2 separate regions of the Homo sapiens genome follow, and region 1 is linked to region 2. The links are chromatin loops, found by intact Hi-C in ENCODE. Cell type or tissue: dorsolateral prefrontal cortex. All regions are shown on one strand. Region 1 has its middle 14 kb from the start of CETN2. Region 2 overlaps GABRQ (gamma-aminobutyric acid type A receptor subunit theta).

Evidence for each region. Hi-C counts contacts between places; a loop is a spot of excess contacts. Peaks named below come from ENCODE experiments on the same cell type or tissue, not always from the same donor. Only the 100,000 strongest peaks of a DNase experiment are listed, where the experiment ranks them.
Region 1: it touches region 2 in a loop (13-fold over the local background); 38 of 110 quality-filtered maps call a loop at or near these places.

Annotation. Positions count from the first base shown.
Region 1 is chrX:152,814,731-152,819,730 of GRCh38, forward strand. No RefSeq gene overlaps it. Among named protein-coding and RNA genes, the nearest start is that of CETN2, 14 kb to the right of the region's middle. RefSeq lists an enhancer at 4,464-5,000. In dorsolateral prefrontal cortex, a CTCF peak has its summit at 2,562 (motif pointing left); a DNase peak (open chromatin) is centred at 2,561; H3K27me3 peaks cover 2,972 bases.
Region 2 is chrX:152,639,330-152,644,329 of GRCh38, forward strand. It overlaps GABRQ (gamma-aminobutyric acid type A receptor subunit theta), which reads left to right. Exons shown (of 9, transcript NM_018558.4): 2 at 1,049-1,137. It overlaps MAGEA3-DT (MAGEA3 divergent transcript), which reads right to left. Exons shown (of 5, transcript XR_938525.3): 3 at 275-465. Among named protein-coding and RNA genes, the nearest start is that of GABRQ, 3.9 kb to the left of the region's middle. In dorsolateral prefrontal cortex, a CTCF peak has its summit at 2,824 (motif pointing right); DNase peaks (open chromatin) are centred at 2,862 and 4,016; H3K27ac peaks cover 1,577 bases; H3K27me3 peaks cover 3,791 bases.

The sequences.
Region 1 (5,000 bases), 180 kb after region 2:
AAAAAAATGCCAGTGGAGATCTCTGAGTGCCTAGGGGCCCCTGGAACTACTGGACAAGAGGAAGCTGGATGTCTAATACCCTGAATAAAACAGAGCCCGGCCTCCACCCCAACCCACCCCCACTGACTTTGAACATGAGTGAAAAATAATCCTTTATTGAGTCAGCTCACTGAAATACAGAAATTGTTTGATGAAGCAATTAACCTGGCCCAACTAATACACTATCTCTATGCTAATGACAACCAAATATTTGCATTATGGGCCTGTTCTTCTAATTATGCATCAAATGATTGACAATGCAGCCCAAACTGATGGGACAGATAGTTTTTTTTTAATAGATTACTAGGAAGTCACAGATATTCATGCATACATTCATTCATTCAATAAATGTTTATCGAGTGCCTACAGGCACCAGATACCGTGCTAGAAACTAAGGTTGCAATGATGAGCAAAGATAAAACCAGTCCATTCACTCACAAAGTTTACTGTGAGCCTGATGACAGCTGATTCTCATGTCTCATTATATTCCAGCTGCGAGAAACTTCTGTAGCATTTGCTGCTTCATGCAAGCCCGCTACCCATAAAACTGAGGCTTCCCCTCTCTAGATCCTGGAATCCACTGTTCTCTCCTCTATGAAAGGGTGCAACTGGATATAATAGTATAACACCCCTTTCTCTTAAGTATTTTGTCAGTTTTTTATTGTAGTAAAATATATATAACACAATCTTTTTCAATGTAACAATTTGTTGCTAATTCAGTGGCATTAAATATATTTACAATGTTGTGTAACTTTTACCACTATCTATACCCCAAAATTGTCACTATCAACAAAAACTCCATGCCCATTCAACAGTAACTCCTCTTTCCCCTTCACCTGAGCCTCCAGTGACCTCTATTCTACTTTCTGTCTCTAAAATTGGCCTATTCTAGGTACCTCATATAAGTGGAATCATATAATATTTGTCCTCTGTGTCTGGTTTTTATCAGGAAGCGTAGTTTTTAATAGTACATCCACGTTATAGCATGTATGAGAGTTTCATCCCTTTTCGTGGCTCAATAATATTCCATTGTATGGCTAGACCATATCTTGTTTATCCACTCATCTGTTGGGATGCACTTGGGTTTCTACTTTTGGCTATAATGAATAATGTTGCTATGAACATTGGTGTATAAATATCTTTTCAAGTCCCTGTTTTCAATTCTTTTGCATCTATATCTTGAAGTGTGATTGCTAGGTCATATCATAATTCTATGCTTAACCGTCTGAGGAACTGCCACACTGTTTCCCAAGGTGGCTGCACCATTTTACATTCCCATCAGCAATAAATCCAGGTTCCAGTTATTCCACATACTTGCCAACACTTGTTATTTTCCTTATTTTTTTATTATAGCCGTCCTAGCGTGTCCTAGCATGTGTGAAGCTGTATCTAAGAACAGTTTTAAGTATAAATGTTATATATGAATACAATTTTGTTCTGACAAATTCAAACCCAGAATAGAATTTAAAAATCCACTTCACTGTAGCCACGTCCAACCTCCTTCCCCTCTCCAGAGAAAATCACTGTTAAAAATTTGGTATGCATCTTTCCTGATCTTGTTCTCTGCATTTGTGTTCTTTTTTTTTCATATATGGATTTTTTTTTATGGCAGAATTTTTATATATTTATAAATCAGTTGGGAAAAGGTAAACTATTCAATAAGTGATGCTGGAACAAATGAGTCTCCATATGGGTTCAGAAGGAAAATTTTGCCACCCACCAAAAAATTAAGATGAAATAGACACGAAACATGGAAAACAAAACTATAAAACTTACAGAAGAAAACACAGGAAAATATCTTCATTATACGTGGGCAAACACAGATTTCTTTTTTTTTAAATTTTATTTTTCCATAAGTTATTGGGGTGCAGGTGGTATTTGGTTACATGAGTAAGTTCTTTAGTGGAGATTTGTGAGAACCTGGTGGACCCATCACCCAAGCAGTATACGCTGCACCATATTTGTTGTCTTTTATCCCTTGACCCCCCTCCCACTCATCCCCCCAAGTCCCCAAAGTCCATTGTATCATTCTGCTTTTTGTTTTGTGTTGTTTTGCATTTGTATTCTTATGTGTGCGTGAATGCAAGATTATGCGTAATGGAAACATAGCCATTCTGTCACTGTCAGTTTTCTTCCTTCTTTCCAACTGTTCCACTGTTGTTGTTGTTTTTTTCTGTTAGAGAAGTTCCACTTCGAAAATTTTGCCCTTTAGCTTGTACTGCTGGTTATAACGTGGTCTTTGATTTCCAGGAAGAGTATGCTGTGTTGGCTGAAGTCACTAGCAGAAGAACTTTGGTGTCTGCCTCATGTAGAATGCATTGCCTAGGTCGTCTCAGGCCTGATCTGAGCTGAACTTCTCCTATCACATATGCCAACAACTCTTTATGCTTCTCTCTTTCTCTGAAATTACCTTCTTTTGTCTGGAAAAAAAAGGAATGAGGAAGATTTTTCACCCCTTCAGAGAAAACAACTATCCAACAGGACGAACGTGGGAAACAGCCAGTGTTTGGTGAGAGATCGCCCTCTGCTGCCTGTGTTAATCAGGGTTCTCCAGAGCAGCAGCCAATAGGAAAGATAGATACATTTGTAAGGAGTAACATAATACATATAAATATACATATTTAAACATATATATTTAGATTATAAATATAAATCTATGTCTATATTATATATAAATATATACAAGTTGGTTATAAGGAACTGACTAACACTGTTATGGAGGCTGGCAAGTTTCCAGATCTGCAGGGTGAGTTGGCAAGCTGGAGATCCAGGAGAGCTGATAATGTAGTTCCAGTCAGAGTTCGAAGGCCTGAGACCCAGGAGAGCTGATGACATAGTTCCAGTCCAAAGCCCAGCAGGCTCAAGACTCAAGAGAAGCCGATGCTGCAGTTTGAGTCCAAAGGCAGGAAAAAGCCAATGTCCCAGTTTGAAGGCCTTCAAGCAGGAGGGATTCTCTCTTACTTGGGGGAGAGTTGGCCTTTTTTTTCTATTCAGGCCTTTAACTACCTGGATGAGGCCCACCCACATAATGGGTGGCAATCTTTACCCAGTCTCCTAACTCAAATGCTAATCTCATCCAGAAACACCCTCACAGACACACCGGGAATGACGTCTGACCAAATGTCTGGGCACTCCGTGGCCCAGTCCAGTTGACACATAAAATTAACCATCACACTAGCCATATGGGCCTTTTAGGGAGCCTGAACCCATAGCAGGAAGCTCTGGTGCCTTGAGCAATTGTCCGGATGGGCATTATAGGCAGTTAAAATTCTAAGCAAGAAAGATTAAGAAAAAAACAAAAGCGTGTAGGCCAAACTGGAGAGAAAGAGAGTGCAGTGGCAATGCTATTCGGGTTTCTTTCCTGCTCAGAACCCCGTGATGACTCCTCATCCCCCATAGAACATACCCTTACCTTATGGGGTTTGTGAGGCCTGACTCACTGCCTGCCTCCTGCTGCCACCACACATGCTTCTTCACTGTTCCTCACTTGTGCCAAGCCTGTTGCTGTTTCAGGGCCTTTGCACTTGCTGTTCCATCTGCCTGGGCACTCTTTCCCAGATCCTTACAGGGCTTCATGGCAAGGCCTTCCCTGACCACCCTCCCCAAAATAGCACCCCCTCCATCCATTTCCGCCTCCTTACCCCCCTTTATTTGTTTGAGCTTGTTTCCTGTCTTCTTCACTAAAATGTAAATTCCACGAGGCCAGGGACTTTATTTTTTTTCTCTGCAAGGCCTGGATCGGAATAGGTGCTAAGTATTTGCTGAGTGAGTGGATAAATGAATAAATGAATAAATGCAAAAGATAGAAGGAGGGGACAGATCTAGTGATGGATAAAAAGCACATACGAAATGGTGTGGATCCTAACGAATAATTAATCTGGGGAAAGCTAAAGCTGAAAATGAATTGAGGCTTTAAGAAAATGCTGAAGACAGATAAGTAAAATGCCTTTTAGTCAGTGTAAGGAAGTGTGAGAGCAATTTCTTGGAAGAAAATAAATCCTCTTTTGTTGGCATTTTTCCTTCCAGAAGATTGATCTTCAAGCTAAAGAAAAGTTGGAGGAGAGGGAGGAGAGAGAGCGGGAAATCCAGACAGCTGGTGAAGTTGCTAGATCCCAGAGGCTCCAAGGAGCGATTGATTGCAGGGGATGTCTAGATAGTGACAGAGAAAGCGTCATAGAGATCCCCAGGCCCCAGAGCAGCAAGGAAGCAGCAGCCTCATGCCCTCAGGCATGGCATAAAAATAATGCTAGAGCTGCCTCACTGAAAAAAATCCCGAAGGGCCAGGAAGCAGGCTGAACTCAGCCAATGTCTGTATGGACAGAGGATCTCTAAACCAGCCCCCACCCCCAAACACACACACACACACACACACACACACACACACACACACACACACAGAGCTATGGCACAATGCTATGGGTTTGCATATTTTTCTCCATGCCCCCCAGAATGATGTCCAAATCTAGAGCAGTGGGTGTGAATCTTGGCTCGTGAACTCTTTGAACAAATCTGATGAAAATTGCCACATGTGCATTATTTCAGGGAATTTAAGGAAATTTCAGGAATTCTCCTCCAGGCGATTCATGGACACCTGAAATCCAAGTGCCCCAGGTTAGAAACTCCTGTTCTAAGGGTATATTCCTCAATTGCAGCACTTGGATTAATGATGTAACTCCTTAACCCTAGAGTTGAAGATTGCAGCCAAATTCTTAGTGTATTCATTCAACAAATATGTATTGATTGACTGTCATGTAGCTTATTTAATCCTCACAACTGCCCTTGAAGTAGATTATATTAATACCACCCTCACTCTTGACAGATGAAACAAACGAGGTACTGGGGCTTTGGGTAACTTGCTACAGGTCACTCATTTTGCACTAGTCACTAGTAGGAGCAGAGCCAGTGGTGGAACCCCAGAAATTCAGCTTTAGAGACATTTTACTGCTACCCCACGATGCCTC
Region 2 (5,000 bases):
AACCCAACATACCATACTGCGCCACTGAACATGCACACATGCGCGTGCGCACACACACACACACACACACACACAAACACACACATTTGCAGGGGCTGACGTTCCCTGGGCAATGCGTCAAAGATTTGAAGAGTCACAGTGATGCCGGGGCCTGTTCTGATTCGCAAGCCCTGTTGGGGAAGGAGCCCTGTTGAAGGTCTAGGTGAATTGGGTGAGCGTGTCAGAGATCTCTGGAAAAGCCAGCTCTCCACAGAGCTGGGCTGAGTCCACTTACCTATGCTCACCCAAGACACCTCCAGGGTGGAAGCACATGCTCAGCAAGAGATATACCTGCTCCCAGAATAGATGTCTTTCCGATGAGAGCTCTGAGCCCCAAGAATCTGAAATGGTTTGGTTGGATGAGGGTCGTAAATCTCAGCTACACCAGCAAGGCTCTCTCTGTGTGTCTTATGCCATATGCCAAGTCTGGAAAACAGAGTTGTGCAGAAACAAGGTTGACATAAAAGTGACTAAAAAATGCCCAGCCCTAGCCCAGGTAAGGGGAAATGAAACTTTGAGCTCATCTTACTAGGGCACTGAGAGCAAAAGATGACTTTTCCTGGGGCAATCAGGTGCCCCTGGCAGGAGGACCCCCACCAACCTAGAAAACAGCGTCGAGGCTGATTGCAAGATGGGGCTCTTGAAGGGGCTGAAGTAATGCATTTTTCTGAGGGCTTTCATCTGCCCACTCTTCTTCGTCTCCCCTTCTCCTACCGCCTCCTCTCGTCAACCCCTACAAGTCCTGCCTGGTAACAGGGATCCAGTCTCTGAGCCCCACCCTCTGGATTAAAGCTGGGAAGGTGGGGGGGGGAGGAAAGAGGAGTCTGCGTCACCGCTGCGCTTCTGGCTGACTCACCATGGGGAGGGAGGGGAGCAGGGAGAGAGAGTGTGTACACGTATGACTGGACATGTCTGCGTATGTGCTGGAGAAGAGAAGGCCCTAGCAAGGCAACCACTGGCAAGCGGGCCCCAAGTCAACCGGCATTTACTTATGACTTCTCTGTTTCAGCAAAAATTGTGCAAATGAAGCTGTGGTTCAAAAGATTTTGGACAGGGTGCTGTCAAGATACGATGTCCGCCTGAGACCGAATTTTGGAGGTAAGGCATATCCAGACACTAGAGAACTTGGGTTAGGTGTCCTAGAGCTGAGACACAGCAAGCCAGCCCTGCCCTGTAAGCTGACCAGTGGTATCCTGCGGGCTCTACACCTGTGCCTCTCCAGATCCCACCTTCCTGACTCTGCAGAGACCAGCAAGGAAGCACCCCCAGGCCTTCTGCACCCTGTAATATCTCTCACTTCTCTGCCTTCAGATGCACGAGAGCCTTCTCCCTCCTCCACACTCCCCTTACAAAGGTGTGGCTGGCAAAGAGCTAAGCACAGAAATGGGTGTACAGGATGCGGCGCGCTGTGTTCCTCAGGCTAGAGTTTTCTGCTCCAGCTCCTGGGAGGACACATATTCTTCTACTTGAGCACATTCTTCACACCCTGGGCACTTGTCCCATTCAGCTAGTTCCAAACTGAGAGCACGGTCTTTTCTGTCTAGTGTACTTAACCCACCGAGGCCCTGGGCACTTCCACCTCAGCTCCCTCATTCTCAGTTTATATAAGACACCGCAGTCAGTGTGGTCTTTCTAAACCCAGCCGGATCACCTCAGGAACTTTTAATGGTTTTATCTAACTGCCAAATAAAATCCAAACTCCTCAGCCTAGTCCTCAGATCTCTGCTGCTGAGATTAGAAACGACAAAGAAGCTGACACACAAACCCCCAGGAAAATCATACATCAGTTCCTCCCCCATTTTTGTAATTAGCCTCCCATTTAAAAAGGGCGACTAGCCTGGACCACACAGCTTTAAGTGACAGGCAACCTACCCTGACCCGGCGTAGCAAACGCAGCATTCTCTAGCCCAGGGGACACCTAGGAAACCTAGATCAAGGGCAAACAAAAGAAACAGTCCATTAAAAAAGAGGTTAGTTACATTCCAGCTCAAAGGAAGCTCCCACTCCAAAGGGTTAATGAAAGCTAATGATCTGCATTTATGCATATGAATAGAGGTCTTCCAAATACACTCTGGCTCCACCCCAAGAAAACACAGCTGAGAGGATTCGGCCCTTGCGGTAGACCAGTTTGGCCTGGGGAGCGCCACCTTGAAAAGCAAGGTGGTAGTCCTGGGCCCTAAGCTTTGGAGGTGGGACCCTGAACTGGTGCTTCCCCTTAGCTCCCTTGCTCCCTCCGAAGTGTGAGAGCAGAAGGCACAGCCCAAGGGATTAAAGCTGAGAGCATACTGGGAAGCCAGGGTAGACAGGCCAGAAGGCAGGCTCTTTCATTGCAAAACAGCAGCGTGTCTTCTGGGTGGATCCCCAAGGGATAAAGGTCTGGCCATATGGGAATCCAGGTGTTAGAGTACAGGCAGCACGTCCTTGTATGGCAGCGACTTTGGAATCTTTTGGATCAGTTGCACCAAGCACCAATGGGTGACGTGGGAGTAGCTACTTCGTTTTTTTGTCTTGCCTTTCTCACGTTTCTCAGCAGAGACTGACCAACAACCATTTGAGTACACCAATCACCTTCTCCCCACTGTTTCAGGGCCAGGTTGACATCTCTGCAGGCATCCAGGACCGGGGGAGGGAGCAGGGGCAAGAATCAATCTCTGGGGAGGGTTACCCTAAGCTTTGTGGACGTGCACACCTGCAGCGTGTGAGAAAAGCTGGATCCCTGGCTTGATTTAGCCAAACCGATGAAGGTAGGAGGGCAAGGACAACTCAGGACCTTCTAGCATTTAAACAGAAGGGGGCACCACAGGCTCTAGGTCTGAGGCTGTTGCATGGTGCGTGTGGGAAGAGAGACCAGTTGATGGGATAGCTGGGCCAAGGCAGTCAGCGCCTGGGGACTCCAGGACTCCCCCACTAGACACAGCGTCAAATTCCCCTCTGTGTGAGAGGTGGAGTAGAGTTTCAGGGCATACTTCCCCTCACTTCCCCACACATCCTCCACATGCAGAGGCCTCACTTAACTGTGGCCCAGTTCAAACAGGAGCCTTATTCCTTCCTTGCATACGGGGGACAGTGAGAAGAGGAGGAGGATGAAAAGGAGGAGGAGGATCCAGAGAAAATTAACAAAGCCAATTCCTTCTAGGCAAGAGAACTGGGACTCTGCATTGTGGCAAAAGGCCGCCCTTGAGGGCCTCACCTAGCTTAGCACCTGGCATGATTTAGGCACCCGATATTGTGAAGGAATGAAGGAGATATTTTCATTCCTTCATTCATCTGCTAGATAGGAAGTACAGTTGAGGCAGGAAAGGTTCCAGGAGAAAGGGAGGTGATTACCCCTACCACTTTGCCTGCCTTCCTGAGGGGGCAGGGTGGGACAGTGATGGGCTGGGGCCACCATCCTAGACATGGTATTTGGACTCCTTATCAGGACGTTTCTCATCCCCTCCCCACCCCCATTATCTGTTTAGGGATATGGGATTCCTCATCTAAATTCTCATCCTGACAACTACTAGCACAAAGGGGATAAATTAGAAGAATGTCCCCTTCCTCTGAGCTGCATCCCTGTGCCAGGACTCATGGCTTGGTGAGGGGAATGTGAACTGCATTTCAGCTCCCACTTTCCCTTCAACTAGGAGTCCTTGGACAGGTTTCTGGCCTAGCCCTTCGGGGTCGCCAGCATTCCACCATAAGGAAAGGAGTTGCCTGAATCATGCGGAATGGTCTAGAGAAGTCTAACACTGAGGTGTAGCTGGCTGGCCCCTCTGGAGCTTGTTGCCTGCCTAACACAGCTTCCCTTCTCTAAAGGCATGTGGGGAGCCCGAAAGGCGGCCATCAAGAACTGTGTTTCTTGGAACTCCTGTCACCACGTAACACTTTTCTGGGGCTTCTTCACAACAGGCCTGGATGCTGGAGTCTGGGCTGTACCCCAACACAGAGGCTCATTTACTTCACGGCTGCCATTCAGATGCTTATTCCCAATAGAGCTTTCCTTTGTGAAGCTTTGGGCTTGGAATAACACATTTCTCTCTTTGCAGCTCAGCTTCTGGGCAATCAGCCTGCAGTAAAACCAGCAGGCTGAATTGCAGGCGTCATGCATGTTTCCCTAGCAGCAGTGTGATGTAATACATGGAGACTAAGGGCTTTGCTGTGGGACTGGCTGTAGAAAGCTTTGAGATGAGGAGCGAACGATAAAAACGGATTTGCCCACAGTGCCTTACAGTGTAGTGTACTACATATTTTCACATCCATGAACACATTTGAGTACTGCAAGTGGACAGTGCTAACACCTGGGTGTGAACAAAAGCTAGGAGGCAGAAGTGCACTAACACAAACATTCACACACTGTCACACTCACACATTAACACACACAATTACCCTCTCCTGTGCACTCACCCCCTCACATGAACATGCTCACAATTTCATTCTCACACATAGACACACCCACTGAGCATGATCACACATTCACTTAGTCTCACACATTAGCATGCTCACATACACCAAACACACTCACAAGTCCACATCCACACATGCACATATGCACGCGTTCACTCAAACTCAAACATGCTCACACACACATGCAAATTTATTCACTTTAACACACATGCACATTCACTCACACAAACATGCTCACACATCCAAACACCTTCACGAATTTATTCACACACTTTAACATGCTCACACGTGCAAACATGCTCACACATTTACTACACACGTTATATACGAGACCACGCTCAAATTCACTCACACATTAACACACATACCCACAAACACGCTCCCACATCTACATACACATATGAATATACTCACATTCACCCACACACAAATAGGCCCACATACACAAACACACTCACAAATTCACTCAAAAACGACACATATTAACATCCTCACACACAAACACATGCTCACACATACACACATAAACATAACCACACTTTCACTTATGCATGGGCGTGCTCACATACATGAAA